Regions from separate parts of the Mus musculus genome. Here all the other regions are linked to region 1. A link is a loop called in an ENCODE intact Hi-C map of the cell type or tissue named here. Cell type or tissue: heart. All regions are shown on one strand. Each heading gives the region's core, and the rest is flanking DNA. Links, peaks and the distances in the headings are about the cores only. Region 1 holds the start of Gpi1 (glucose-6-phosphate isomerase 1). Region 2 holds the start of Garre1 (granule associated Rac and RHOG effector 1). Region 3 holds the start of Kctd15 (potassium channel tetramerisation domain containing 15).

Evidence for each region. A loop is a pair of places that touch in the nucleus more often than their neighbours do. Peaks named below come from ENCODE experiments on the same cell type or tissue, not always from the same donor. Only the 100,000 strongest peaks of a DNase experiment are listed, where the experiment ranks them.
Region 2: a loop joins it to region 1, with 2.1 times the contacts of the local background. A loop is called at or near these places in 2 of 42 quality-filtered maps.
Region 3: it touches region 1 in a loop (2.9-fold over the local background); 2 of 42 quality-filtered maps call a loop at or near these places.

The regions. Positions count from the first base shown.
Region 1 is chr7:34,224,190-34,234,576 of GRCm38, forward strand. Gpi1 (glucose-6-phosphate isomerase 1) reads right to left here and starts at 6,147. Exons shown (of 18, transcript NM_008155.4): 1 at 5,903-6,147; 2 at 5,094-5,184; 3 at 4,739-4,807; 4 at 2,929-3,048. The coding sequence starts at 6,024. It overlaps Gm12762 (a long non-coding RNA gene), which reads right to left and starts at 10,134. Exons shown (of 2, transcript XR_881947.3): 1 at 9,698-10,134; 2 at 6,993-8,591. Gm12758 (predicted gene 12758) reads left to right here and starts at 10,188. Exons shown (of 2, transcript NR_166613.1): 1 at 10,188-10,306. In heart, for the core only: CTCF peaks have their summits at 2,837 and 6,239 (motif pointing left); DNase peaks (open chromatin) are centred at 4,692, 5,122, 5,652 and 6,142; H3K4me3 peaks cover 4,451 bases; H3K27ac peaks cover 3,944 bases.
Region 2 is chr7:34,304,714-34,315,100 of GRCm38, forward strand. Garre1 (granule associated Rac and RHOG effector 1) reads right to left here and starts at 8,834. Exons shown (of 14, transcript NM_172741.3): 1 at 8,779-8,834. In heart, for the core only: CTCF peaks have their summits at 1,977 (motif pointing left), 5,466 (motif pointing left) and 6,450 (motif pointing left); DNase peaks (open chromatin) are centred at 8,308 and 8,818; H3K4me3 peaks cover 3,501 bases; H3K27ac peaks cover 2,510 bases.
Region 3 is chr7:34,650,652-34,661,038 of GRCm38, forward strand. It overlaps Kctd15 (potassium channel tetramerisation domain containing 15), which reads right to left and starts at 3,747. Exons shown (of 7, transcript NM_001360820.1): 1 at 3,596-3,747; 2 at 1,933-2,031; 3 at 96-188. The coding sequence starts at 161. Gm12781 (a long non-coding RNA gene) reads left to right here and starts at 9,294. Exons shown (of 2, transcript XR_391247.4): 1 at 9,294-9,522; 2 at 9,653-10,387. In heart, for the core only: a CTCF peak has its summit at 5,117 (motif pointing left); DNase peaks (open chromatin) are centred at 2,540, 3,980, 4,130, 4,940 and 2 weaker places; H3K4me3 peaks cover 3,920 bases; H3K27ac peaks cover 3,281 bases; H3K27me3 peaks cover 227 bases.

The sequences.
Region 1 (10,387 bases), core at 1,354-9,353:
TTTTAATCCCAGTACTCAAGAGGCAGAGACAGATCTCTGTGAGTTCGAGGCCAGCTTGGTCTACAAAGTGGGTTCCAGGACAGTCAGGGCTACAGAGAAACCCTATCTCAAACAAAACAAAAACCCAAAAAAATCAAAACCAGGAACTTGGGAGAGGCAAGGTAGATAGACACAAATGTTAAGTCAAAAACAGGGAGGTTCCCGAGTGGCATCACGGTCTCAGTGGGCTCAGAAGCAAAAATGCAAAGGAATTTACCTTGGGCCAGTGACATGATGGGTGGCTGAGGGCTTGCTGCCAAGCCTGACCTCCTGAGCTCATTTCCTGGGAATCAGATGGTGCATGAGGACTGATTCCCACGAACTGTACTCTGACCTCCACATGCACCGTGGCACATGTATGCGGTGTACAAATAAATACATATAAGATTACCAGGTTCTCATATCTATATAAACCTCATAGAGAAGAAACCTGTGCATACAGCGACTGTCTAACAGACAGCCCCACAGTGAGCTTCTTATGGAGTCTTTTTTTTTTTTTTTTTTTTTTTTTTTTTTTTTTTTTTTTGGTTTTACGAGATAGGGTTTCTCTGTGTAGCCCTGGTGGCTGTCCTGGAACTCACTTTGTAGACCAGGCTGGCCTCAGAAATCCGCCTGCCTCTGCCTCCCAAGTGCTGGGATTAAAGGCGTGCACAACCACGCCTGGCTCTGCTTGTGGGTTTTCTAGTCTTATTTTATGTGCATCCATTTCTTTTCCATGTATGTATATGTACCACACGCATGCTGGTGCCCACAGAGGTCAGAAGAGAGCATTGGAGCCACTGGAATTGGAGTTATAGACAATTGTGATGCACTGTGTGGGTGCTGAGACTTGAACCTGGATCTTCTGCAAAAGCAGCCAACGTTGTTAACTAAGGAGGCCTGGTGCCAGGCACAGGAAAAAATATTTAGTTGCTCAGCTTCTCACTCAGTCTCGCACACACAAATTATGAGAGAAAAACACATTTCTAATATAAGTTCACACAGCCTTTCTTCCTGTATATGAGGTTTTAGGACACACGCCACTGTTGTTTTGTATTTAGAAACAGTGCCACCACAGTCCCCCAGGCTGGCCTCCTGAGTGCTGGGTGACAGGATGTGCTACCACACCTGACCAATAACTAACAGTACAGTAGCAGGACAATACAGCCACAGTTACTGACAATCCTGATAAAGGAGGGGAGGTTTTCTTTTGGTTGTTATTTCTCCTTTACTGTGTGATATTTTGATACATGGATTTAAATAACGATCAGGTCAGAGTAACTGGGATATCCATTGTTTCAAACAGTTACCATTTCTCTTTATAAGAGCTAGCCTGTCACATGCCAGGCTCCCTGGCCCTGACCTCTGACTCCCCCACCTCAGCTTCCCCACTGCTAAGACCAGCAGCAGCAACACTTGCCTGACTGTACTCTTTACTTCTGAGAGGACCAGTCTCAGGAAGTAGAATTCCTCACTGGGATCGCCACTGGTTAGCAGTGTTTTGCTTGCCTTTTCATTGGGTGTTTTGATTTGAGACAGGGTCTCCCCACATAGCCCAGGCTGGCCCAGGACTGGCAAATCTTCCTACTTCAGGCTCCCTGTGCTAGGATTACAGGCACGATCCACCACACCCAAGCTGTGCATTTTGAACTAAAAATACCTGGTCAGTCTAGAGCCAGCCAATCCAAGAGCCAGCTTTAACGGGGTGTCATCCTGCAATAGCAATGGAGGGGGACTAGCACCGCACTGTCCACCCAACATGTCTGAGCTTACATAGCATGATCAGAGCACCTGGCTCCCACTCTGCTACATACAGCAGACAGACAGACAGACAGACAGACAGAGATGCCTTTCACACTCAAAACATCAGGGACATTCTGAAACCTGAAGTCACACCAGGACTTTCTAGCTTCCCTCATCCCAGGAAGTCCTATATACAGGTGTCGCAGGCCTTTAAGATAAATGTCACTTTCAGATCTAGAAATGGCTCCTGGCCAAGGCAAGCCGACTTTGACCAGCCACATGCGGGAGCAGCCGCTCTCAGGCGCAAGTCCAGAATGCTTACAGCTGAGCAGATGATCACTCTCTGAGCATGCCCAACCCATACAGACACACACACAGCACACATGCACACACCCACAGCGCCCACACATCACCGCTGCACTCCAGACCTGATAACGACTGCCAGCCAACCCTTGCAGGATTACCCTGGGGAATACACACTGAGGCCACAAAGGTTTATGTAGGTTAAGTTAGCTAGTCTCTAGGCAACCCATACTGCCCCCCACCCCCACCTCCATATACAGAGATAGAGAAGGTCGGCTAGGCAAGGTATAATGTCTTTAATCTCAGAATTAGGAGGGCAGAGGCAAGCAGATCTCTATGAGTCTGAGGTCAGTATGGTCTACACAGGCCAGTTCCAGGACAGCCAGGGTTACATAGTTAGACCCTGCTAGGAGAGACGGAGAGAAGAGAAGGGAAACAAGGGGGTATGTGTATGGTGTGGTTCTGTGCTCTAATACGGACCCGGGATGTGCTTTACATTTTTATACTGCACATAAACTGTGTGCGGGGAGGGAAGTAGGCTGTAGCTCGGTTGGCAGCGCGCTCTCCCAGCACCTAAAGCCTCGAGTTTGACAACCCCCACCCAACGCCCCCAGCACCACCTAACAGGTTGTGGTGGTGCACACGTACGACCCCAGACCTTGGGGGATGAAAAGAGCATGCTCGTTCTGAGAAGAGCTGAGGGAAATTCAGGTCTCAGCAGAGAGAGCAGGGTCAGCAACCACACAGGTCATCCCCACCTGAGGCTGCAACACAAAGTCCTGCCTCTAGGGAGAGCAACAGGGCCAGATTCCTAAACACACATACACATGGACAAAAGGCACGTCAAGGCTAGCGTCTGCTTACCTGGCAGAAAGACTTCATCTTGTCCAGAACCCTGTTCACCTCCGGCATCACATCTTTGCCGTCCACCTTGATGGGTGTGTTGGACCGGTTCCGAAGGGCCACATGCAGCACCGCCCGATTCTAGAAATGAAAGAGACAATGAGGAGCACGGTAGACCCTAGAGCTAGACTGGTCCTAGTTGGGGAAGGTCCAGTGTAAGGCAGTCCTCTGCACAGGACAAACAGGTCCAGGCATCCATTAACATCACCGTCTTGTATAGAGGGCCTGGGAGGGAAAGCCATTCTGGGACTCTGAGGATAGGCAATCCTGTGCGCCCCCTTCCCCCTTGTATGCTGTGAACACTCAGAAGCAGATACAGAAGGACCTGAACAAACCCCTAAGGGCCTGAAGGACCCAGGGCATGAAAGGCCTGACTGAAGATGAGCAATGAATGTATAGTGGTGACGATACAGATCAGAGATGAGCAGCAAGCTCCTTCAGTCATAAACTCAGCCCTCCTGAGGAGAGCGCTTCTTGTTTCTGGCACCTTCTAAAAATGTCACAAGGCCTCAGGATGTGAAGCAAGACAGGGAACAGAAGGCTCCCCTCACCAAACAGTCTCACCACTGCCACAAACTAAACCAGAACAGAGGTCTTCAACAGGTGCCAAGCAGCTCACCTGGCCACAAGGGCAAGAGAGCCCAGGCAGCTAAAGACAATAGCAATGGGAAGGAAGCAGGTGCAAAGGTCCCAAATGGTCAGGAAAGCGACTTCAATCTAGACAGAGGTTCCTGTGTGTGGGAGGGTCTGAGGGTAGCCCATCTAGTCTCACCCTTCCCATGTTCCTCAAACAAATGCACATCCCCCCACTCAAAGGAAGCCCCCCTCGACTGTGGCCTCCCTCATATCACACAAGCCCAGCCGTGCAAGATCAGCTGCTTCCCATTGCACCTCTGACCTCCAAGCCTTAGATTCCTCACATGTAAAAAGACTCAGGGCTGAAGAGATGGCTCAGCAGTTAAGAGCACATACTTGCCAGGTGGTGGCACACGCCTTTAGTCCCAGCACTCGGGAGGCAGAGGCAAGAGGCTCTCTTATGAGTTCGAGGCCAGCCTGGTCAGGGCTACACAGAGAAACCCTGTCTCAAAAGCCAACCAACCAACCAAAATACTCTTCTAAAAAGCCGGGGTTGGATTCCCAGTACACACACTGGGTGGCTCCCAACCATCTCTAACTGAAGTTCCGGGAGAATCTGACAGCTCTGTAGGCACCTGTACTTATGTACACACACCCACACACTCATAATTAAAAGGAAAAAAATATCAACACTGAGAATTCTCAGTGCAGAGTGTCTCCTATGCCTGCAGGCTTCCCCACCAAGTCAGGGCCAGGGTTTCCCAACCGCTGTCATACTCTCACCTCTTATTCATTCCACTGTCAAAGAAACTAAGGGCTTTGGTGACATGATTTTTCTTGTCACTAGAACAACCTGTAGCAAGGATCCATCAGAGTATCAAGGTTGAAGTTGTCCAAGAAAATGTCTCAGCCATGTCTCAGCCAGCCTTAAGCAAATCCCTCCCTTCAGGCTTGGGTTGTGCCCCTCCCTGGACACCAGGAACTGTGCCAATTTGATTGCCAAGTCCAGGCTGCCAGTCTCAGAGAAATCACACCCCAAAGCTCTGCAACCTCTCTTGCCCCCAAAGAAAAGCCTTTAGCACCTTCGTGAGGCAAAAGCATTGCTTAAGAGCAAGGGTGAAGACACAGGGCGATGCTGATAACGGTCGGCAAAGAGGAGGAAGAGGGGGGGGGGGCGGCGGGTGTAACTGCTTACCTCGGTGTAGTTGATCTTGGAACCACTGAACATGTTGTCCCGTGCAGCCTCCACGCCTCTGGACTTGGCCTAGGGAGAGAAGCCACTGCTGAGGTCTTGTATCCCATCCCCCATCCTCATCACCTATCACAAGTCCAGCCCCCCTCCCCCCCCACTCCCCCCCCCCCTTGAGGCTGACAGATGTTCTTCATAGACAGATTCCTTTTCCAGCATCTTCAAAGAGTCTGCTCAATCAGCAGGGGGCCTGGAGATCCCTGGGATACCAACTCCACACCGGGACCTAGAACCCAAAACAAAGCGCAGCCCCCACCCACAACCCAACCCAGAGATCACAACTCCCCAGTCAGAACATTACCAGCTCCACCAGCATCTGCATCACCTCCTTGTTCACAAGGTTCTTGGAGTAGTCCACCAGAATATGCCCATGGTTGGTGTTGAGGTTCAAGCTGCAGAAAGATGGAGACGCTGCTGGTCACACCCCAGCGGCAGTGCCTGGCCACAAAGGCTGACCTGTAGCAGTGTTAAGTAGTGTAGGAAGCCACGCCACAGAAAGAAGATGTAGACAGATCCTGGGCAGAACTTCCCCCTTCAAGCTCCACATCTCAAACTTACAAGGAAACACCCAGGGAGAGGTATCAGGGACGTCCAGTGAGGAACCACAGGTGGTCATCCCAGGTCCCTCGCCTCCTGGCATCAGTGACAAGGCACGAAGATGCATCACATGTACGATTTCTTCCACCCTCCCTTCTATTTCGCAGTCGCTCACAAGTCTCTCTGGCCTCTGCATCCTGCCTCCGCCGCTCTATTTTTACACCGTGGCTCCCAGGAAATCTCAGCCTTACCCACCCTGTCTGACCAAAGCCCACTAGGAGCAGGTGGGAGGGGACAGCTCTCTCGTGCCTGTCGAGCCAGCAGCGGCTGCTCCTCCTCATGGGTGGTTAGAAATCCCTACTCAAATGGCTGAGACTGAGAGGCGGGGGCGAAGGGATCCCCAAGGAGGAGCCGATTCCTCCTAATGACTAAGCAGCCTCGGCCCTCTGGCTAGCACGCGGGTCCCAAAACCCACTCCAAGGAGGCATCAAGGACAAAGTGCGGCCCCGGCCTGGGCCCTGCAGGGCTGCTGGGGGGGGGGGGGTCACGGGAGCCCCGACCCCGTGCGTGCACCTGAAGTTGTTGAAGCGCTCCGGATCCGCCTCAAAAAGTTCGCGCAGCTTGAGGTTGGCAGAGTTCGCGCGGTGCCACTCCAGGAGCTTCTGGAACTGCGGGTTCCGGGTGAGCGCAGCCATGGCGAGGGACCCGAGAGGTACACGGAGCAGGACGTGCTCGGAAGAGGAAGGAAAGAGGAGCGGCGGCGCGCGGCAAGTCGGTACCAGTGCGCGCAGCGGGCTTTATGGCGCAGGCGTCCGACCCCGCCCCGCCTCCGGCCCCGCCCCACCTCTGTCCTCCGCGTCCGCTAGGCGACCTTGCCGGCAGCTGTAGATCTGGGGGCCTCTGCTGGCCTCTCTGTAACACAAGTGTGGCCACTTGCGATGAACCTTGGCTGGCTTCTGTTCGGAAGTGACTTGAAGGGCAGAGGCGGAGTTTCTCGTGCCAGATCCGCTTGCTTCTTTCATTCATTCATGTATTCAATTCAGCAGAACTTTTTTTTTTTAAAGAATTTATTTACTATATGTAAGTACACTCTAGCTGTCTTCAGACACTCCAGAAGAAGGAGTCGGATCTCCTTACGGATGTGTTTGCTGGGATTTGAACTCAGGACCTTCGGAAGAGTAGTTGAGTGCTCTTACCGGCTGAGCCCAATTTAGCAGAACTTTATGGAATGCCTTCCTGGTTAGAGGTACTAAAGCAAGTGTTGTGGGTACGTAAGCCAAATAAGTAAATAGAATTTATGGGATTTCAGAGCTGGCAAGTGCTCCTGAGAAGAGGCAAACTGGATGAAGCCCCAGAGATGAAACTGTGGTTAAGAACACATAGTTCCCTTGCAGAGGACCTGAATTGGGTTCCCAGTACTCATAACTGCCTGTAACTCCCGCTGCAACCAATGGGAATACCAATGGCACTTGCATCCTTATGCTCATACCCACCCCACACATAATTAATGCTAAAATTATATACCCACCCCACACACATAATAAAAATTGTATGTCCACTCCCACACATAATTAATAAAATATCCACCACACAATAAAAATGAAATTATATGTATATATATTTAAAGGCAGGTTGGAAATAAGCATTTCCTTTAACTAAATGGTTAAGAAAAAAAAATTCACTCTTTATTATATTTGAGTAAAAGCATGAAGGGGAAGAAATGAGCCAGTTGGCTACCTGGAAGGAAAGTGTTCAGTCAAAGGGAAAAGACACTGCAAAGTCTGAGACAAGAGCACCCATAGATGTCCCACAAACAGCACCCATAGATGTCCCACAAACAGAAGACACATGTGGCTGGAGTGGAGCAGATTAGGGGAAGAAGTCATAGAGGTGACATTAGAGAAGGGAATTCACCCAGTGGCTTACAAATCATTGTGAGAATTTTGATTTCTGTTTAGAGATGAGGAGCCACTGAACAAGTCCACATGGAGCAGGGACTTTATCTGACACACTGCCTAATGGATCAGTTAGCTCAGTGAGCTAAAGCAGGTCCTGAGGGAGGGAGCTTCAGTCAAGCAGGAGGAGACGGACATAGAGGATGGAATGAGTGAGGGATCCATAATCGCCTAGAGAGAAAGGGCAAGATATGCACTTTAGGATCCAACTTCCTAGAAAAACTGGATTCTTATCCACAAGTCCGAGGGACAAGGGAGACTTCAAATGAGGACGAGTAGGTGAGGTGAAGTGTTTGCGGGGGACTGCGGGAAATATGTGTAAGTCTTGATACTTGCTAAGCTTCCCAAACAGTGCTGGACATCTAGCACTGGGGTGGCAGGCACTGGGGTGGCACTATAATCCCAGCATGAAGGGAGGAAAGGCAGGAAGATCGAGAGTTCAAGGCCAGGGTCAGCAACATAGGAATCTGAAGCCATCACGTCTAAAAAAAACCCAAAACACAGGAACTGAGAATTTTGTAAAGCATTTGCCTCAGAAGCATGCGAGGATACGGACACGTTTACTCTCCAGAGCCCATGGAAAAACCTGCACATGGTGGCCTTTTGCAATCTCAGTGCTAGAGAGGCAGAAACGGGAGGGTCCTAGGGTTCAATGGCCAGCCTGGCCTCAGGGGTGAGCTCCAGATCTCACCAACAGACCCTGACTCAAAAAAGAAGCTGAAATTTTTATAAAGTATGTTTTTAAAAGAGGGGCTGGCGAACCTTAAAAAAAAAAGCAAGGCAGCTGTAGCGCACACCACTAATCCAAGCACTCTGGAGGCAGAGGCAGGCAGATCTCTCTGAGTTCAGGGACAACCTGGTCTGCAAGAATGAGAATGAGTTTCAGGACAGCCAGGACTGTATAGAGAGGCCTTATTCAAAAAAAAAAAAAAAAAAGGTGGGGGGAGGGAGAAGTGGGGCTGACAAAATAGCCCATGGGTCAAAGGTATTTGGGGCCAAGGCTGAAAACCTAAACCTAATCCCTGAAATCCACATATAGAAGGAAAAAATGAACTGCCACAAACTGTTCTTTGAGCACAGGCACTCTGGGGCACACTCCCTTCAAACAGGTCTAACTAAATATAAAACGGGGCCGTATTCCTAGGAACAATGTTCAAGGTTTTCCTCTGGCCTCCATGTAAATTGCAGACAGACAGACACACACACACACACAAATTCACTCCCACCTTGAACCTCAACTAGCAGGAATGCCAGTCTTATTGTCCCTGTCCCAAGAGTCCTCAGACTGGCCCAGCAGTGTCTACAGACTGAAAAATTTACAAAATACATTAAGAGGGGCTGGCAAACCTAAAAAAGCAGGGCAGTGGTAGTGCATACCCCTAATCCAAGCACTGGAGACTCATTTGAGCAGGCTCTCATGTGCTTTCTGGACCAAGTTCAATTAATACAGATAGTGCTTTATCTGTGGCTATGATGCCCTTTTGGTAGGGGATACTTTTGAAGGCAGCCAGAGAGGCTTTCCTTCCACCCTCTCTTCCTGTTCCCATGAATTATCAGAGATCAATGTACTCAGGACAGACTGACTTTCCTGCTGAGCCATCTTCTCTGCCCTGAGCTTCAGTTTTAAGGGAAACAAGAGGTAGGGTTCCCCCTTGATTTTTATTATGTTGTTTTGAGTTGTTGTTTACTACTTTTTAAAAGCTGAAGCCCAACTGAGCAGTCAGTCCCTCACCTTTAACCCCAGCACTGGGTAAACACATGCAGGCATATCTCTGAGTTCGAGGACAGCCAGGGCTACACGGAGAAATCCCACCTTAAAAAACAAAAACAAAAGAATGTAGCCAGGGCTTCCAGATTGCTGGAGTTGTAGGTTTGCACTACCACATGTGGGTACACCCGTAAGTTTCCCCAAAGATCTTTGGGGTGTTTCATCTATCTAGCCCCGCTAGGAACTGCACACAGTGGTGCAGCCTTTTAACCCAGCACTGTGAGTTCAAGAGCATCCTGGTCTACATTACAAATTCCAGGACAGCCAGGGCTACATAATGAGGACCTGTTTCAAATAATTCAACAGCTAGGAGATTTTATGCTAAGCAATGCAAACCAGAGTAAAGGAGCGACAGGTCCCTGAGCAGAACATTCTTGGGATCATAGCCATAGATTAAGCACAATCTGTATTAATTGAAGCTGGCCCAGAAAGCGCACGAGAGCCTGCTCAATCAGTCTCAAAGGCCTTCAGCAAGATGACCTAGCCCGTGAACAGGATCGTAGGAAGGCTTGACAGTGGAGACAAGTTTAGAAAGTCCAGGAAATGTCGAAATTCCCTAAAACAACGCCTCGGCACAGCCCTTGAGTTTTGTGATGCTGGCACTTCCCAGACTTCGGTGGCTATGTAGCAAAAGAGAGCACTTACTCGTCCTAAAGATGAGGAAACTGAGGCAAGAGTATATGGCCGGATTAGGCCTTGATTTGAGCCTGCCCGACAAGGGTGACCGTGGAGCGTGGGCTGCCATGGGGGGCTGAGTGGAATGTACTGGCGGTGGGCGGAAAAGCCGGAGCGCACGCCTACAGCCTGCAGAGCAGTGCTGGGCTGCGTGAGATGCTGAGTCACTGGGCCGGGAGCGAGGGGGAGCGCGCCTTCCTGCTAGGGTGGAGGTCCAGGCACGCGCACGTACATTCTGCGGGGGCGGGGCGAGACCACGCGCATGGAAGCGGCGAGCACGCGTAGCACCTGGGCTAGCTGCGTGTAGACTGGCACGTTCAGGGAGGGGGCAGGGCGAGCGCATGTGCGCATGTGCGGATGCAGGGTCCAAGCTGAGTGAATTAGAAAACGCTTGCATTTGCACGTCTAGGATGGTTGAAATACTCTGCAGTGCGCATGTCCCGAGTTTGGGGGGGGGGGTGTGTGTGCACACGCGCGCTCCAGGAATGATGCGTGTGGCAGGAGGGCGGCGTTATACACCTGTGGTCCCAGGACTAGGAGGCCGACACAGCCGTGTTAGATGCCAACCTGGGCACTACAGTAAGTACTTAGTCCAGCCTGGGCTACAATGTGAACCCTCTTATTAAAAACAAATATAAAACGGTACATAACTCTGATGCG
Region 2 (10,387 bases), core at 1,642-9,641, 81 kb after region 1:
TAAAGGGGATAGGGGGAGGCAGAAAGAAACAGAAAGAGAAAATTTAAGAGCAACCTAGGCTACCCAGTGAGGCTCTAGTTTCACAAACAAACAAACAGAACATTTAAGGCACCCAGGAACAATTTCAGTAATGGATAATTATGGTATCTCTCTTCTCCTAGTTGGGCACACTAACTCTAAGTTTATATCCCCTGCAAGCCCTATCATCTGTTAAGAAGACCAGCAAGTCAGAAACAAAGTTAGGAACCTGTTTTTCCCCATAAACATTTCAGCAGGTCAAACAATCAGAAACTCAGGAGAGAGGGAGAGGGAGAAGGGGGGGGAGAGAGAGAGAGAGAAAGAGAGAGAGAGAGAGAGAGAGAGAGAGAGAGAGCCTGCCTGCTAATCTACCTGTCTGTGTATGATGGGTATCGAACCCAGGGCTCTGCCCATGCTAAGCAAACATTCCTGCACTGAGCTACACCCCAAGGCCCGAAATGTAGAAATTCTATGACATCTCCTCACATGGGCTCCCTAGGCAGGAAAGGCTTATGCTAGCTTCCTACTCTGCTACTCTCCCAAACCATGAGCCTTCACATACTCAATTACTGAAGTCCAAATGTATGTACAGCCCTTCTCCAGACATCAGGGATACAGAAGTACTGCCTAGTTTAATGGGCTAGAAAGGCCCTTACCTGCTGCTAGGTGAAAGATGTTCCAATACAAAAAAACCTTCATGGAAGGCAGGTCCTGCCAAATGCAGTGGCTATTGCATTTTGCTTGGGCAGTCCTATTCATCTAGACGTGAATTTCTGCTCTCGGTAATTATCAGCAAAGTGAAAGGCACTTAGTGACTCTGTGACCTTAAACAAGTCAGCTGAAAACTTGTGCGTCAGTTTCCTTAGTAGAATGGAGTGGCTAAACTCTACAGAGCATGGGACTTGGCACATCTCCAGACTCAGGAAATGGAAACAGCCACTCTTCAAGAAGCCTTGGACTAGCTTAGGTATCTTTGGCAACTCCTCATTCTGGTCCACTAGATCAATCCACTCCAATCCCACATTACAGTTAAGTCATAGAAATAGAACCTACCTTCCTGCAGTTGTGGCTCCAATTCCCAAAAATCCAGTCAACGAACTAAATGTGCCACCTGGTGTGTCCAGAAGAAAAGGAGGTCATGGCTCTTTCCCTTTTCTCAGTCCATCACTGCCCTCCTACTTCAGCCTCAAGCTAAAAGGAAGTAGTGGACACAGCTGAGGAAGGGGCCCTATTACCTTTCACAAAGCACAGAACAAAGTTACTTAAGCACAGCATCCTCCCCTCCCTGAAGACTCAGGGGCAGGGGCAGCACAAGTCCTTGGAAGCTGCTGAGAGGGCCCAACTTCACCTCTCCTTTCCTAGATCACCGAAGCCTAGGGCTCCCAAGGCTGGGAGCCAGGAGCTAGGTTTTTTTCCTGCCTCTGGGAGCAGGGTGATGGGGTAGGGAAGACTTCTTTAACCATAACTGAATCTCATTAGTATCTAACCCCCAAGTCATTCTGAGTATGAAAATGTGACTGTTTTCCTGCTAGTATCTAGCTCTAAGTCTACATTCAAATCTTCCCATTGCTGGCAGAGCTCTGTAAGTTCCAGGTCAGCCTGGTCTAAACAGCAAGGTTCAGACCTGCCAGAGCTCCACAGTGAGTCAGTGGGCCAAGCTGCTTGTTCCCAAGCCTGATGATCTGATTTCGATCCCAAGACCCACAAATGTAGAAGCCAAAATCCAATTCCTACAGACTGTCCTCTGACATCCACACGTATACCACAGTACTCATGCCCACACATACACACAAATAAATTTTCAAATGTAATTTAAAAAATTTTTAAAGGTGGGCTGGTGAGATGGCTCAGAGGGTAAGAGTACTGACTGCTCTTCTGAAGGTTCTGAGTTCAAATCCCAGCAACCACATGGTGCTCACAACCACTCGTGTAATGAGATCTGACGCCCTCTTCTGGTGTGTCTGAAGACAGCTACAGTGTACTTATGTACAACAATAAATAAATATTTTAAAAAAAATTTTTAAAGGAATGCCATTTTTTAAGGGGATGAATCTTAAAACTTATAGTAAATGCACAGGCTTTTTTAAGAAAACAAATGATACCAGTCAGGGCCACATAGTGAAACCCTGTTCCAAAAAGAAAAGAAAACCAATGGCACCATGAACTACAAGAATCATCTTGGAGCCGGGCATGGTGGCACATGCCTTTAATACCAGCACTCAGGAGGCAGAGGCAGGTGGATCTCTGAGTTCGAGGCCAGCCTGGTCTACAGAGTAAGTTCCAGGACAGCCAGGGCTACAGAGAAACCCTGTCTCAAAAAAAACAAAACAAAACAAAACAGAATCATCTTGGAAGTGACCCACATATGTTGGCATTAACAGGTTCATTACCTAAACTAGATATGAGTTCAAAGACCAAAAAGGGTAACAGGTGTAATTTTATAAATGGTACCATCAGCACATAGATCCCAAGGAAAGCTGCCACACATCAATGACACATCATCACTAAAGTAACCCAATTTCAGACCCCTCTAAGATCTTTCCTGTTGCCAATCCTTGTGACTGGTTGTCTGGGAGACACACCACATCACCCTTAGAACAAGACCTGTGGTGAGCAGAGGGCGGTTGGGCACATATGCTCGTAACCCCAGCACTAAAGAGGCAGAGGGGGAAAATTGAATTTTTGGCTAGCCAAGCTACATAGCCAGATCTTGTCTCAAAAAAAGACCCTCACCTTCATTTTATTTTTTCTAAAAAGTTAGCTATATTCAAGATCCATTAGCTCAGCTATGAATGGTAGTGCTGGTATATGCTGTCATCCCATCATCTGGGATGCTAAGACACAGAATTACTGAGTTCAAGGCCATCCTGGTCTATACAATGAGTACCTGGTCAGCTTGGGTTACATAGTAAAACCTTGCCTAAAAGTAAACTTTCATTATCTCAATAAAGCCAACACCTTAAGTCCCATGAAGCTTTTCCTGAGCTTTGGCTGCCTTTGATGTCACTGCCTCTTGTGCCTGTCTCACCAAATGACCAGCAAATGCCATGATGGATGTAAGCTACAGGCTCACTGTTCTGTACTGCACAGAATGGAAAGTAACAAAAATCACATTCCCACCAGGACCTGTTCTAAGGGCTTTATATTAACACAGTAAAACTACATTGTAAGCTTGGTGTGGTGGCCTGTGCTTATAATACACGAACCCAGAAATTGAGGCAGGAGAACTTAATTTGAGATCAGCCTAGGCTATACAGTAAAGTTTGGGCTAAAGAGACAGCATCTCAAAGAAAAGAATAAAAACCACACTATAACCCTCGACATTATTTCCTCTCCTATTTTCATACTGGGTAACCCAATTTTAGTGACTCAAGAGGCCAGTAAGCAGGACTAAAGTTTGACTGGTCCTTGCTCTCTGATCCCTCTATATATGACTGGATACCACAGATATTTCTTTTAAAGTTTATTAATTTTTAAAATGAAAATAATGAACAGGAAAAAAAAAAAAAAGCATGCCATTCAAAATGGTACCCAAGGCAGAGTGAAGCCAGACAGAGCATGCTGGCATACACCAGTATGATAAGGCAAGAGGATCTTGAATTTGAGTCTAGCTTGGTTGAATTTGATTCTAGCTTGGGCTAGTCAGCAAGATCTTGTCTCAAAAGTAATATTAAAAATGTTAGACTGGTTAAAAATGTACTGTTTGCACTAAAAAATGGTTTAGGAAAATTAAAGCATGTACACAACATCTTTAGAATGTAAAGCAGTATGTAGGTTAACTGGCAGCGACAGAAAGCGAACATGTCAGTTCTGAACGTATCACAAGGCTGTAAGGATAAAGGAGCATGCAGGCAGCACTTTGCAGTAAACCTGATTAGCATAGTGAGGCCGCAGTAACGCAGATACCACCATTAATTATATTCCCCAGGCTTGCTCATCTCTACAGCTTTACTCATGTCACCATCCTGTCTAAGTATCCTCTGTTCTTACAATGAGCTGGAGTCACTGACTCTCCCCACGCTATCAGCTAAGCTCAACGTTCTTCAGAAAGTTTCTCTTGACACATTCAGGTTGGCTTTCCTGCCTGAGCAGTTTGGGAAGAGCCTGTCTGTCATCACTTCCCACAGTCTGGTTAGCAGCTTTGTCACTGAGCCCAGGAGCAGTTTCAGGGGGACAAGTTAGGCTCAAAGACGACTGATGTATTAACCAGAAGGCCAATAACTACATCTATACCAAAAGGGCTAGCCCTAGCTGTAACTTTACCAAGCTTAAAGTTCTCATGGCAACACTAAAAGAAAAGTACAATGCTGTGCCCATGCTACAGTTAGATTAGACAACATCCTAAGACCAGAATCTACTACAGCACTTTGAATAGAGCTTGGACCACCTCTTTGGCAGAAACTTCCAGATGAAACTATGAAGGGTATAAGGAAGGTGGCCCCTCCCTTTGATCCTGCAAGGACTGTGCACCACCACTCCTGGTCTGGACTCATACAGAGAAACCCTCACACCGCCTAAGTTAGCTCTCTTGCACCAGCCACTCCAACTTCTACAGATATCATCCCAAACCTCTCCCGGAAACACAAGTCTTTCTTGGAGTATACAAAATTAGGTTTAAGCTTTCTGACCACAAACACATTCCAAACATGCCTTCCTTGGGGTTATAGCTGGGTCAGTTTGGCTTGAATTTAAAGTTTTCCCTGAAATTTGTCAAACTCTATTTACAAAACGTCTCTTGGCTTATGTCTGCATCTCCTCTATAGATAGCAAATTTGTATTTATTTTTTTATTTTATTCTCTGATGGTCATTTATTCAACAAATTCTCAACTGTTTCCAGAACAGTATGTTCTAGACCCCGATGATAAACACAATGAACAAAACAGGCAAAATTTCTGAAACCTTGCACAACTTTTTTTGGTGTCTCTCTCTAGGTACTTTAGACACTTCATAGACAGTCTTCTCCAAGCTGTGTCTCTTAGCTAACAATGGCGTAGATGTCTGTGAGCCAGCTAAATTCACTGGGTTACTTTCTTCCTAACTAGAGTAGGACTAGAACAGTCCCTGAGAAAAAAGATGCAAAATCTAATCAAGGTATAGGGGAGGCCAAGTATGACCTCTAATTCCAGCACTCAGGAGGCAGAGGCAGGTGGATCTCTCTAAGTCTAAGGCCAGCCTGGTCTACAGAGTGAGCTCCAGGACAGCCAGGGCTACACAGAGAAACCCTGTCTCAAAATAAAACAACAAAAATGTAGGGAAGAATACAAATGACAAGAATAATCTTAAGTCAACAAGGAAAATGAGATTGTGGGATGGCAGCTAGTAAAAACTTTAGATTCGGGCTGGAGAGATGGCTCAGTGGTTAAGAACACTGACTGCTCTTCCAGAGATCATGAGTTCAATTCCCAGCAACCACATGCTCAAAACCATCTGTAACGGGATCTGATGCCCTCTTCTGGTGTGTCTGAAGAGAGCAATGGTATACTCATATACATAAACTAAATAATTCTTAAAAAAAAAAAAAAACTTTAGATTTATCAGACAGGCCACAGTGATGAAGGATCTGCATCTAGGGGTCATTTAGAAGGAAATAAAGAATTGACATAGAGAAAGCAGAGATATGTTGTCATATGCCTATAGACCCAACAACTGGGACGTTGATGCCTGAGAATCTCAAGTTGGAGGCCAGCTTGTGTACATAAAAGACTCTCAAAAACAAACAAACAAACAACAGAAAAAGCAAAGCTGAAGTTAGGATGGAAATGTCACTCTAAGGACCCAAGGGGCAAGGAGATAAAGTGGAGACTACCTCCAAGTCTACTCTGGATGTGAAGGGAAAAACATGAATCAAGGGTTGGGGAGAAAGCATGAGGCAAGGCCTTACAAAATAGCACTAGACAGACAAGGTAAAATAGGGCAAAAAAGACCAGGTAAGAAAATAGACACTACTGCTCTAAAGTAGGAAACCAAGAGCAAGGCTGGTTTATAACAAGAATGGCTGCCCTCACCAAATATTTACAAAGTCACAGCATCTGGGGAGGTAGCTCAGTGGTACAGTACACACCTAGCATACTCAAACTTGTAAGTTCAGGCCTAAAGATGGCTCAGAGGTCAAGAGTACTAGCTGCTCTTGCAAAGGACCTGGGTTTCTTCTCATCACCCACATGATAGTTTACAAACATCTGTAACTTCAGACCCAGAGGGTCGGAAGCCCTCTTCTGGTTTCAGTGGCTTTGTATGCTCAGGGTGCAGTCTTCAGACAAAACACTCTCATACATATAAAACAAAAACAAAAATAAAAATAAGGGCTGGAGAGATGGTTCAGAGGTTAAGAGCATTGACTGCTCTTCCAAAGGTCCTGAGTTCAATTCCCAGCAACCACATGGTAGCTTACAACCATCTGTAATAGAATCTGATGCCCTCTTCTGGTGTGTTTGAAGACAGCTACAGTGTATTCAAATACATAAAATAAATTAATAACTATTAAAAAACAAAAAAACAAAAATAAATAGAATCTCAAAGTCTTGAGTTGTATCATAAAGAATGACAAAGAGGAAAAACAACTACACAAAGTGAAAAGAAAACAGAAAAAAGCAAGCAGTGACCACTAGATCAACCAACTCGGGGGCCTCACTGAACAATATCTGTAGAGAAAACGTTTAGAGCACAACTCTACACTTCAGGTTCTTTCTGAATTAATACTGAGAGAACCCAGCAATGGGTTCTTCTTACTCCAAACAAAGCAATTCCTTATTCTAACCAACATTCTTTGTCCATCTAGGAAGGTCATTTTTTTCCACTGAGGAGAAAGTCTCACAGGAAAGGGACAGAGTGGACACACAAAACCCATGGGATGTTGGAGCCTGCTAGTGACTTCCCTGGAATGCAGAAGACCTAGGAGACGCACAGCTCCTGCTATAGTAGGCTTCAAGTTCTCAACAGAAAAATTATTTAGCAAAGTATTTTGTATTTGTTTTTTTTTTTAAAGGATGCTTAAAGCATGCGGTCTTCCAAAAATCCAGAGATAATTTTAGATTGAAAAAAATCTAGGCTTGCCAAGGGAATCTGAGAACTTTTCTATCTTGGTCTCCAATGCTAACCTACGTATTCGTGTGCAAAAATAGAGGAAGATTAGAATCTCAAATGCCAGACTGAAAAGTTGCCACAACAAACTTGCACTCTTCATATGGAGTCTGTGATCTTGTCAGCAAGAAAGCAAATAAAACAGCAATAAAACCTTGTTTAATATGTATATCTTATATGTATATGTATCACACACATAAATATCAAATATAAAGAAAGTATTCTCTGAACTTGTAAAAGAAATGATCTTTTTAAAGATTACAAGGAAAAACTTACTATTTTCAAGGCACATAAAAACCTCCAAACGCACACCGAATCAAGCTCGCAAGTAGTCTTTTACAAATACATTCTTAGAACTTTAAGCCTAAAATAAGATAATAAGACAACAATGGTTACCTGGATGACTATACTGCCACTTGGGAAATATGTCTTAAAAATAAAAACAAATACAAAGGCAAGGCCTCTTGGCCTGTGTCTTTAATTCTAGCACTTGAGAAACTGAAGCAGAGAGATCTCTGTGAGCTTAAGGCCAATCTGGTCTACACCGTGGGGGTCTGTTCAAAATAAGTATGAGTAAATAAACAAATTTTTTAAAAAAGGTTAAAAATGTTAAAGCAATTATGAGAAGCAAACACAGATGTAATTTTCTACAACAGTGCGTTTGAGGTTTCCAAGCATATCCACAAGGAGAAAAACGGAATGTTACCTTTGACCCCCATTTGTAAATTTAGCCGAAGACAATAATCAAATAAATCCTTTTTGCCACAAGTGTTTTTTCTTGTGACAGGGACAATCAAATATTCATTAGAGTTTGGATAAATTATGGTACTCGATGTTCTACTACAAAACCTCTAAGAGTGACAGTATATATATCTGCACTTACTGATGTCACCAAAATGTTAGGAGCGGTTGTCACCGAGTCGCCGTGGTCATTTTCCCTCCTGACACTTTGTATACAGTGGCGAGTGTTTTTTACAAGGACAGAAGAATGAATCGCTTTCATAATGGCAACGGGTGGGGAAGGGCAAGGACAATCTATTTTCAAACTGGGGGCTCCCCAGGCTGATCGTTTCCCAGGCAATTTTGGTTAAAGTATAAACAAAATTCTTATCATGCCAAACAGGCATGCTCTTTTTCCCCTGCTCCACGAGGAGCAGGAAGACACACCCCTGACCCCGGCGCTCGCCCGACGGGTGTGGGTCCTTCCTCAGTCCTAGCCCAGCCTCGGCCCTCCTCTGACCCCCGCCGCGCCCACGGGCTCAGAGGGAGCCAGGAAGGGGCGCGCGGCCGGCCGGGGAGCCGCGGGGCGGCCTGAGGGCAGCGGCGCCCGCCTGTGCCCGTGGACCCAGGTCGCCCACAGGCCGCCAGCCCCGGGCGCACGGCGCCCCGAGCTTCCGGGAGCGGATCCCCCGCGGCGGCCCAAGGCAGCCGCGTCCTTCAGCGCCAACGCGCCCCTCAGGGTCTCGTCCCGGGCGCGCGCCGAGAGGCCCCTCCGGGCTTCCGTCCGCCCGGCCAGCGCCCGCCGAGCCCGGCGTCCTCCACAGCAGGCGGGCGAGGGACGGCGCCGAGGGAAGCGGCACCCCGCGAGCTCGCCTCGATGCCAGTCGCCCTTGCGACCCGCCGCCCGCTACCCCTAGCCAGTCCCCGCCGACCCGAGCCCGCTGGCGACCGTACCTCACCTGCGAAGCGCCCCGGCTCCGGCGCACCGCCCGGACCGGCTGTGTACACCGGAAGTGACGTCGGCGGGCGGCCCCGCCCCCGCCCCAGGCGGTCGCTGCGGTTTCCCCGGCCGGAGCCCACCCTCCCCTCGTGCTGGATGGGCGGCGGCGAAGCTCTGCGTTCCCTCCCTGTTTCCAGACCTAGTCGGAACCCTGCTGAGGGGCTCGGTTGCGTCCTCGCGTATTTATCATTGAAATTAATGATAGAACCATTGATCGCTAGACATCACACCTGACAGACGATGTAGGAGCGGGATAGTACTAGCACCCTCAGGGATTGCTTCGTGAGCGGTGCCAACAGAATACTACTGTCACAAATCACTGTAATGATGTAGTGCCATTTGTGGCAGATGGTAGGAGGGGAAAGTAGAAGAGAGAAGGAGAGAGTACCCCGACCCAATGGAAGTGGATGTCCAGATAATTACCCTCCGGGTTAGATCAAGAGCTAAGATCCCTAAAAGAAAAAGGAAAAAAAAAAAAAAAAAAAAGGAATTTTAAAACAAAACCTGAGGAGGACTACATGACAGCACACAGCAAAACACAAATAGGCGAAAGGGACCCGAGATCGTAGCTCGGAGATAGAGTACTACTCAACTTGTCAGGGGCACATATTACAGCCCCAGGGTTTTGCAATGAGAGTTTGGGAGGTTAAGACACATGTTTTAGGCTGGGAGTGGTGGTGCATACCTTTAAGTCCCAGTCACTCAGAAGACAGAAGCAGGCAGATTTCTATGAATTTGAACCCTGCCTGGTCTACATAGCAAATCCAGGGCTAGCCAAGGCTACATAGAACCTGTCTCAAAAAAAAAAAAAAAAAAAAAAACCACACACACACAAAAGGTGAATAATTATCAAATGTTTCATTGTCAGAAAACTAGAGAAGATAGGATTTATCTAAGAACATTCCAAACTCCCTGTTTTAAACAAGGGCTTATTTGGCAGTACTTGGGAAGCTGTCAGGATTGCCCAGACTCGAGGTCTGAAACCCGGAGGCAGGAATGGTTGTATCAGGCTGAAATCCAGTTTAGTGGTAAAGCACTTACTTAGCACAGGACAGGCATTGGGTTCACCCTCAGCATTAGGGGAAAGTATGGATGTAGATTTTGATGCAGTATTTGAAAACAACAAAATCTTTCAGGACTGGGTTGTGCTTGGCCCCAGATCCTAGGGTGCTAGAGACTCAGTGATCATTAAAGGTCCACCCAGGTCAGGGGCTACAAAGTTGACGTTCTCACAGTGATAAAGATGAAAGACATAAACACTTAGAGGAGTAACTGAAATGAAGGCAAATTTATTACAGAGAAATAAAGAAAAGTTAAAAAAGGGTGGTTGTGGGGCTGGTGAGATGGCTCAGTGGGTAAGAGCACCCGACTGCTCTTCCAAAGGTCCTAAGTTCAAATCCCAGCAACCACATGGTGGCTCACAACCACCCGTAATGAGATCTGATGCCCTCTTCTGGAGTGTCTGAAGACACCTACAGTGTACTTACATATAATAAATAAATAAATAAATCTAAAAAAAAAAAAAAAACGGTGGTTGTCTGAGTCTCTGTCTCAGGCCAGCCTGGTCT
Region 3 (10,387 bases), core at 1,424-9,423, 430 kb after region 1:
ACTGAGTCTCAGAAGACCTGCAGCTAGTGAGCAGGTACCCTAGAAAAGAGCAAAGAGGGGCCGAGGGGCCAACCCAGCCCACCACGCAAGCTCACCGCCGTGCCGCTGCTGCCGTGTGCGTTAAGCGAGGACCCGCTCGGCCGCTCCTTGCGGTGAGGCATCTAGGCTTCCATCCCTGCCCAGAGTATCTGTAGGAAGCAGTGACTTATTTCTCAGCCGCCACCAATGAGTTCTACAAAGATGCTGTCTGGGACCCCATGTATATATACCAAGCAGCTTCCCCAGATCCCACCAAACCTCCAGGCCCCAGTATAACATCTCTCTCTCTCTCTTACACACACACACACACACACCCCTCCATACCCCTAAGCAGACCTCCAGACCACAGCATAGCCTCTCTCTCTCTCTCTCTCTCTCTCTCTCACACACACACACACACACACACACACACACACACACACACACACACACACGTTTTCTAGGCAGTTCCATGTCTGCTAATTTGGCTAATGACAGCCTAAAACATATGCTCGCCATTATTGCCCTGCAATGTTTCAGAACAAATCTGATTTCTTTGGTATTTTGACTTAGAGCCGTGTTACCAAGCGTGTCTCCTCTTGCATCAGTGGAGAGAACCTTGGGGCGGGGGTGGGGGGGTGGGGGTGGGGGTGCCGCTCCCCTCAGTTGGCTGGGGAGCCTAGGATCTCTCACCACCCAGTGAAGAAGACGCAGTTTGTATAGGACACCTCTTTCCACAGAAGCCAGGGCACAGAGATGCAGGAGCATCACTGGGAAGCCACCAGTCACCTAGAGCTTCCACGGCAGGCAGACAGGACCTGTCTTTGTTTGCCTACTCTGCACCTCCCTGCTTCTCCAATAGACCCCCAGAATGGTGCTGCCTGGGCCTAATGTATTCCAGACCCCCTCAGGATCACAGGCCCTTGAGGCATTGAGAGCTGGCCAGACAGCAATCAGCAAATGGGCTTTCTCCCCTCCTCCCCAGAGCTACTCAGGGACTTTCCTATGTGCCACAGACACCTGAAATAAAATTGTGCCTCAGTCCCCAGAAGCTACCCTGGGGGCTTTTCAGGGGGCCCCTGAAGAAGGGGTGGGGAAGGGCGGGTTTCTAGCTACCCCTTTCACTGGCTCCGGGTTGTCTCCAAGGGCAATAGAGGAACACACACACACACACACACACACACAGACACACACGCACATGCACACACTGACACACAGACACACACACTGACACACACATACACACAGACACACACATACACACAGACATACACACACAGAGAGACATGGAAAGGGGAGGAGGGAAGTCTACAAACATAACCTGGACTTCTCTGACACAGATTTAACCCTTATGTGTCAAAACTACATGCTATCCTGGGTACCCACATGGTGCTTTTTCTGTTAAACTTCTAGATCTCTGTCTTAACATTCAGCATGCAATGATAAAACATGGTCTGAGGTACATAGACTGAACCGATTCAATGGAAGGTAAGTGTCTCCCCTCCTATGATTTGCTTCACCTCTCCGCTGCCCTGGGAAGTTCTCTGACCTGAGACTGTTTGGGGGTGAGGGAGGGTGTTCTATCCTCCTGGAAGAGTTGGGTGGCTGTTCAGTCCCCTGCTTTGGACATCCCAGGTCATTTACCTCAAGGAAGTTTTTGAAAAACCAAAGCGGACCCAAGGGATGGGTTATCCAGTCCTGGGAGGGGGGGTGGGGGTGGGGGAGAGGATGCCATAAAGGAACACCCACTGAAGGTCAACAGAGATAGAATTCCCACCCAAATTCTACCAAAGCACCACATTTTTCCACTACCAGGACCCAACTCAGATGTGACAAGTAGCATCAAGCGCCCATCTACCAAGCTGCCCCAGCCTGCCCTCAGCCTGTTTCTCACAACACAAACCAGAAACTCACCATTGGAAGCCCCAGGCCTTAAGCCTTGACCCGAATCTCCACTGCTCCCTCTGCCAAACGCATCTGTGGTGGACCACGACCCTTCTTCCCAGAACACTGCTGAGATCACAAACATAGACGTGCAATTGATAAGAGACACAAGTTCCCTGCACCAAACACCAGGACCCAGACGCGGCTGAGGCTTGGCCAAGCCGCCTGTTGCAGGGACCTCAGCGGGTTTGCAAACTGGCCCAGCATTGACCCGCTTCTCCAAGCTGTGGTGGGAGACCCCGGTCCCGCGCCCACCCGCAGCCGAGCCCCGCCCGCCCGAGCAGAGGGAAGTGAGCAGAATGCCACGCTCATTTACACACAAAATGATTTTGTGTCCCATTGTGCTCGCAGTTGTTCAGCTCTCTGGGGGTGATTAAACTGGCTGAGCTGCGGCAGCTTGAGACGATTTCACTAAATCGCTTCTTCGTGAAGTCGCTTCTTTTGCTAAGCTGTTATCTTAACCATAAAAGGTAAACAGAAGGCGCCTCTCCAGTTCCCTTCAGCTCTTACGCCCAGGGCGCTTGCCCGAGGCAGCAGTGCCAGGGGCCTGCAGGACTGTCCAGGGGTGGAACGGGAGGGACGCAGCGGGCCACCTGGTGCGCGCCAGCGGGGCCGCAAAGCCAGCCGGCCGGTGTGAACTTCGGGGCTACAGGATCCGCTGGGCCGAACCTCCGGCCCCGCGGGCGGGGTGGCCAAGGTACCCGAAGGGCCCAGCGAAGAAGGGGTGGGAGTGCGGTGGGGGGCGGAGACAAAGTTAAATCAAGAGGCAGACACTTCAAGACCACAGATGGGAAGCTCGCCTAATTAAGGACGTAAAAGCGCTTTTGTTCTCAAAGTTTATTGTTGCCGGGATTTAAAAAAAATTAATTGAAACTAATGCTGTTATTCACTCGCGCAGTTAAATTCCTTCATGCACATTTGAGACACGGAGTGAAAACTTGAAGGTTTATCTTTCTACAGTCGGGGGCTTCTCGAGGGAGGGTAGAGAGGTGCTACTGTGACGCGAGAGTGGGAGAATGAGGGTGTTCGCATCCAGATGAGGGGGTGCGTGTGGGCAGTGGAAATCTAGAGACCGCGGTCCGGTCTTGGGGCGGCGCGTTCCCCGCCCCACATCCTTCCTGAGCTTGGAACCACCACCAGTGCGTCTAGCATGAGACTCGTAGGGTGGGCGTCAGAGAACGCACATCTGTCCCGTTAGAGACTTTTTTCTTTTCTATAAATTGGGCGCCAACCCGGTCCTGTGAGCCCCGAAAGCCCAGCTGCATGGAGCCGGTTTCAGACTCAGGAAAGTCATCAGCTCTGCAGGGCACTCGAGCCCATACTGGAACCAGAGTGCGGAGGACCTGGACGCATATTCCGCACAGCAGGATGATCAGAGCCCGGCCGAGTGGGGAGGGTCCACCCGCGGCTAGGACCAGCCCACGTGGGCACCCCCCCGCCCCGTGCGCGCCAGGCCTTTGTGCTGGGCGCCCCCACGCCGCCAGCCCCTGCGCTCAGCAGAGGGACAAAGCAGCCGCCCCCCCGCCCCCAGCCTAGGTCCCGGCCCGGGGCCGAGTGACTTTCTCGGAATTGCAGCCACTTTGGGAACCAGGGGTGTGCGGCACTGAGCGGTGGCCGCCCGTGCTGGGCTTACCTCGGAGCCGGAGCAGTGGATCGGGCACCGGCGCAGCCCCCGCCCCCCGCAGCCGCCGGTGTCGGGCGCCCGGCGCAGCCCCGTCGCCTAGCGCTCGATGCGCGCGGGTCGCTCCGGTCTCGTCCTGGAGTTACTTTCTCTCTCGCCCCCAACCCTCCCCCCACCCACCCCTCCCGCCCCGGCCCCCGCTCCGCGCGGCCCCTCGCGGCGCGCCGCGCCGGGGCCTCCCCTCCCCGCCCTCCCCTCGCCTCCTCCCTCTTCGCCGCGGCCGCCGCCGCCTCCTTTTCGCGCAGCTCTCCGGCTGCCCTCCCGCCGCTCCCACCTCTTCTCCTCCCTCTCTCTCCAGCGGCCTCCCCCGATGGCTGGAGGGGAGAAAATAGCCCCCCAAAACCAGCCGGTAGCCTGTGCGCCTCGCCGCGGCCCAGCCCGGATTGCAAAGGGCAGCGATCCGGTTCCAAATTACCCCGGCGCGGCGAGCGCGAGCGGGCGCGCGCGGGCGACTCCTGGCTCGGGGCTCGGCTGCGCCTCGGGGCAGAGGATTAGAGTCGCAATTAGCTCCGCGCGCCCGCGCCTGCCGCGCTCCGCGACAAAAAAAAAATGCACCGTTCCCCACCGCCACCACTTCCTTCCCACCTCGCGATCCCCACCCGTGGGTCCCGGAGCCCCGTGCCTGGGTGCCAGGGGGCTGGACCAGTACCCTTCCGGGAGCGCTGCGCCCGAGCCCCGCGCCCTCTGCGCCCCAGCCCCCCGCCGTCCGGCCACGCGGCGCCCGGGCCTCCTCCGGGCTCGAGGAGGGGGCGGGGGAGAGGCTGATTTTAATCATTGTCATTTCATCTGATGTAATATTTCCCCGGGCGCTTTCAGCTGGGCATAAATTTTCGACTCCCAAATAAGTAACACAGGGCACGTTTCTCACATTTCTCGACTCCTCGGTTACAAAGAGGAGAGAAGCAGCCGCCGCCGCGGCGCCCCGGGGCTGAGGGCGGGACTTGGTGTGGGGAGGGGAGAGAAACTGGGCTGCCAGGCGGCTTACCTCCCTCTCTCCCTCCCTCTCTCCCCGGGTCTCGGCCCCGGCTGCCCCTCTCCCGGGGAGCAGCGCCGGCCGTGACGTCTGCGGACACGCGGTGGCCACCGCGGGGGAGGGGAGCGCGGGGCACCCGGCCCGTCGCCTGCGGCCACTCGCGCCATTTCCTGGACGAGCGCGGCGCGATGGAGACGGCGGCGGCCAAAGGTCCCTGCGGCGCGGAGGCCTGCACCCAGAATGCCCCTAGCTGCTCCCCCGCTGCCCCTTCCTCCTCCTCCTCCTTCCCTTGCGCCCCGCCCGTCCCTCCTCCTCGACCATTTCTCGGCTCCTAGGAAACGGATCGCGGCCGGTGCGCTTTGCCCAGACTGCGCCCCCGCCTGGTTCCCGGGACTCCCGGGCCAAAGGCAGGCTTTCGGCTAGGAAGGCGGGTGCGCTTCGGCCGGGAGCAGCGGCGCGGGCCCCCCTTTACAGACTCCGGCCGGGCCTGGGCGCCCTCTACTGGCCAAACTCCTGGGGGTGCTCTCGAGGCCAGACGGGAACACTGGAGAAAGATAATGGGGGTGGGGGCTTGGGGAGAGGACCCAGTCTCCCCTTATTCAGGGGACCTCTAGTGCGGAGAGAGCATCCGTCCGCGCGTCTGTAACTTCACGCGGGAATAAGAAACTTTCCTCCTGAGGGAGTTATTTATTTATTTATTTATTATCTCAAACTACTGGAGAAGGGGGAAATTTTCTCATTAAAGTTACATCCCCGCAGTTAGTTCAATTACTTGATATATGCAGAAGATGTTGTAAATTTATAGATTTAAATAGCTTACAAAGATGCCGCAGGCCCCATCAGTTAATTTCCTTAATTTATGGATTTTAAGCTGCTCCTAGAACAGAAAGGGGCCCGCGAAGTAGGTCAGGGATCTGTGCTGTGGGGGCCCATGGTCGCCCACGTTTGCTTCCCAGGCTCTGAAACCACCCTGGACTAGCTCCCAGCTTTGCTTAAACAGTGCTACTCTTCTGGTGAGCATGCAGGTGAGGGAGGTCCTGTTCGGCTGGATGGTCTGCTCAGTTCTTTGCTGGCTTCCCCAGGCTTTGGACAGCTCAAGGTAGTAGAACTTAGAAACAGTAAACCCCCCCAGTGTTGAAAAAGCTGACCCTTAGAATGAGGTGAAAAGCACTTTGCAAGAATGGTGACCTCAGTAGAGCAAGCTGCTATGTGAATGCCCTCAGCTTCAGAGAGAAAACCTTTCCTAGGCTTTGAAACAGGGAGAGCCAGGAGAGTATGCTAGGCTCACTTGAGGAGTGACGCTCTGAAAACTGCTTGTCACCGCCCGACGGGCCTCAGTACCCCCTCTCTTCTTGTCACCTGCATGGCTGTGGGTGAGTCTTTGTTTTGTGTTCAATACGGGTGAATACATACATATAAATTCATACTTAAAAGATTGGAATAAACTCAACTGTTTTAGGAAGCCACATGGCAATGTGATTAGGACTGGTATTCATGATTTAACATTTCTTTTCCCTCTAGATGAAGTTTCTAAGATTCACAAGGCACATGTCAAGGACGGGTGTATAAATGGATTTTTATTTATTCACAACTCCACGACTAATTGCTTCCCCTTGCCTCAAGGCCACGAGATTGGTTTTAATATGACACTTCAAAAGTATTCATAGAACTCCAGAGATAGCAAGTGTCATTGTTTAAGAGACAAATCTCACCGTGATACTGCTGACCCTGAAAAATAGCAGGTTTCACTTTATTTTAAATTCCCACATGTTTCTTTTTTTTTTTTAAGTTCCACTTGATACCAACTATATTAAAAATGCACAATTTAATCAGAACAAGGGCTGACCATTTTGAAGGACCTTTATTTCCTTGATGCTCCCGGTCTTTGTCTCCACCGTCTATCGTCTCTCATCGAATGGCTGAGCTCTGTGTGCGTCACGAAGGGTAAGCTTCGGTCTGAGTTTTGTCTCAGGTGTTTTAAAAGTTCCTGGCTAAGGCTGGAGAGATGGCTCACTAGTTGTGGCCATATGCTCCTCCTGCAGGAATTCAGTTCTCAGCACCCACACAGCAGCTTACAACTGCCTGTAACTCCAGCTCCAGAGGACCCAACATTCTCTTCTGGCCTCCGAGGGCATCTGCACCCCCCCCCCCCGCCCCCATGCATATCCAAGAATAAAATAAAGCTTTTTTTCTTTTTTAAGTTTCTAGCTAAATGTCAACTACCTCTTACACCAAGAGAAATTGGCATAGCCCACAATAGGTGTTTAGTGGTCTGTCGTATCCAATGCAGCAGGGGTACGTTTTTAAATTGAGAATATGTAATCAGGATGGAAACAGGCCGAGACATCTTGTGGACTATATCTTTCATTACTACAGTCCAAGTGACGAAACTGGATGAATCTAGGCAGAATGTGCATCGTTTAGATTTGATTAGTGCTGAAGTTGCCACAGCCTACAAGGGGATCCAGATCTGTGCTCCATTTAGGTTTCTGCTCCAACCAGAGCAGTCCTGTTAGCTGCAGGATGCAAATCTATCTGCTAGTGAAGTGAGGAGGTTGAAGCCTGTAATCATAGCATTCGGAAGGCTGAGGGAGGCGGCTCGTGAGTTCTGGGCCAGACTGAGGCTTGAGAGCCTAACTGGAACAACAGCCCCCCAAACAGGCCCGTAGTTAGAAAGAGGGAATGAATCTTAAATAAGATGAGTTTGCCTACTTCAGCATTCTTAGGAATGCTAGGACTGGACAACAGATGAATAGACTGAGGGTCCTTTCATCCTGGTAGAAGAAGGGATAAGAGCATGGAGGGTAATTGGATAGAGATGGCTCTTCTCCAGCTTGAGACTTCCAGGGGTCGAGGGGAGGGTCAATTTAGACTTGTCTATGTTTGTATCCATCTCAAGACTAAGAGAGGTCACCTCTGTATACTACAAAGGAACCAGACTGGCCCGGAGTGCCCAGATTGAGTGTTCCTAGTACGGAGGAAGCAGAGGCAGAATTCAAGGCTAGCCTGGGCCACAGAGTGCTACCCTATCTCCAACATGCTAGAGGTGGTAAACCATGTTTGTAATCTCAGCGCTTCAGAGGCAGAGGTAGGAGGAGGAGTTCAAAGCCAGCCTCGGCTACATAGTGGATTTAAGACCTGGTCTCAAGCCGGGCAGTGGTGGCACACACCTTTAGTCCCAGAACTTGGGAGACAGAGGCAGACAGATTTCTGAGTTTGAAGCCAGTCTGGTCTACAGAGTGAGTTCCAGGACAGCCAGAGCTACACAGAGAAACCCTGTCTCAGAAAAAAAAAAAAAAAAAAAAAGACCTGGTCTCAGAAAGTAAATACCAAAACAAGAAAGCTTCACGCCTACCTAGACACCCTTAGACAAAGAAAAATTATTCCAATGACCCCTACAGCATTCCCTGTCACACCGTACTGCCCCCAAATGGGGCAATAAGCTTTGAACAACCAGACTTACCTCCTAGGTTGGGGCCCCTTTATTGGGAGTGAAATGAATATTGGGCCAAATTGGGCTCAGTTTAGGGGGAAAGGAGAATGGTTTTGTGCTCAGGGTTGGAGTCTGTAAGAGTTTGTGAGGTGTTGCCCAAAACCCCGACCAGGTAGCAAAATAGAAGCTAAACCTGTGGAGAAAGCTAAAGCCTGGCACACAGATCATGCCTGGGCTACCAGGACTCACGAGGTTGAAGCCAGCCTGGGCTGCGTAATGAGCCCTGTCTTAAGAAATGTTTAAAACTTTAGGGCTGGAGAGATGGCTCAGCAGATAAAAGCACTGGCTGCTCTTGTAGATGGCTGGACAGAGATTGACTCCTAGATTGACTCCTAAGGAAATCAGCACCTTCTAGGGGACTCTTGGATCCACTATCACTCAACACATACAGATGTGTCTTTTTATATGATTTGAGGGGAAAAATGGGAGCGGGGACAAGGTCTTATACATAGCTCTGGCTGGCCTGGAACCCTCTGTGAAGACCAAGCCCAAGCTACAGAAATCAAACTGCCTCTGCCTCCCAAGTACTGAGTTTAAAGGCATGCCCTACCATGCCTAGCCTGATATTTAATTTTAAAGAAGTTCCTCGAGCCCAAGCCGGAGATGGCTTAACCCACCTTTCACCCACACCCTCAGGGGAAAAGGCTCAGAGGTGGGGGTGGTCAGGTAGAATGTGGCTACTTCCAGGTAACCAAACCAGGCCACCAGCCTCAGGCGCTCCACCTGGGTTCTTCTCCAGGCTCATTCCAGTCTAGGGAGCTGCTTCAGTGAAGCCTACAGAACCTCCTAGCAATCCCTCCAGGCATGGGGGGTGGGGCTGCTCCCTCTTAACTGAGGAAAACAGGCTAGTGGATTACTACACAGACTCTGGCTTGGCATTGGTAGGAGACCCAAGGGCCACCAAGGGTCAAGCATGTTTTGTGCAGCAAACTGGGGATGGGGGTGGGGCAGGTGTGCGTGTGTGTGTGTGTGTGTGTGTGTGTGTGTGTGTGTGTGTGTGTGTTGTGAGGCTCGATCTCTGGGATCCTGTCAGCAGACCACAGGCTCAGCACTTGGGTCCTGTTACTAAGTGCCTTTGTGTGGCTACTAGTGACCCATCGGGTCTCATAGGACACAGGGTTCTGTTGACACTTTTGCAAGAGTCCCAGGGAGTTTTTCCCAGGAAGAGTTACAGGTCACGAGGAAAGTGACCTTTGGTCTCCCAGTTCTGCCCCAGGCTCTTTTCCAGGACAGAAGCCTCTCTGGACAGCCTTCTTTCTCTTCTCAGGCAATTCCTTCTCCTTGGGTTTGTTTTGGAGCCTGAGTGGGGAGCGTGTCTACCTGAGTCGCCTTGGGCACGCTCTCTCCTGTCTTCACATGTGATGTAGGAACAGTGAAAGACCTTAGCTCATGGGAAGGCTGGGAAAATCCGAGGTAAGGACAGTCAGCAAAGACTGTTGCTTTGGCTCAGCCTAGGTGGAATGCTCAGGACATGATGAGTTTTTAAGTGATGATTGACAGAGAACTGGGATGTGGCTCAGTGGCGGTGTGCTTTCATTCCCAGCATCAAACATGATGACAGCGATAACCACCAGGATGGTGATGACGACAACAACGATGACGGTGGTGATGATGATGACGACGATGACGATGACGACGACGATGACGATGATGGTAGTGGTGCTGGCAACAACCCTTTTCAAATGACCCTTGGACCAGCTCTGACCAAGCCTGGGTTGTGCTGTCATCCTTCCTGCCCACCTGCAGGAGGCATAGTGGATCATGGGAAGGTCGGGCCAGTTTGGGTAGAACAGCCCCTGGATTCTAGAGTTGGGGCTTACAGCTTTGTGACTGTATAATTAAGATGAACATGTAGACCTTAAGGGGGAGACTGCAAATTTTACCTAAGGTTTAAAGATAAAATACAGGGATTCAGAAAATGTCCTACTTGCTTTGGGCTTTAACTTTGAGGCAAGATTATAAAGTATCCTGGGGTTCTCTGTCCTTAGGATCCAGGAGGCAAAGGGCCGGACAGCTCCAGGAAGGAGTCCCCAAGGGCATGAAGGTCTTCGGAGTTCTTCTTCCTTCTCCTCTTCCTCCTCTTCCTTCTTTTCATTTTCTTCTTCCTCCTCCTCCTCTTCTTCCTCCTCTTCCTCCTCCCCTCCTTCTCATCCTCTTTTTGCTTTTCTGTCTTCTCAATAAACGCCTTTAAAGACATTGGGAGGGGTGTGGACAGCAGGAATATTCACCAAATGCTGCATGCAGGTACTGAGGTTTCAGGGACATTTAACAAAACCAT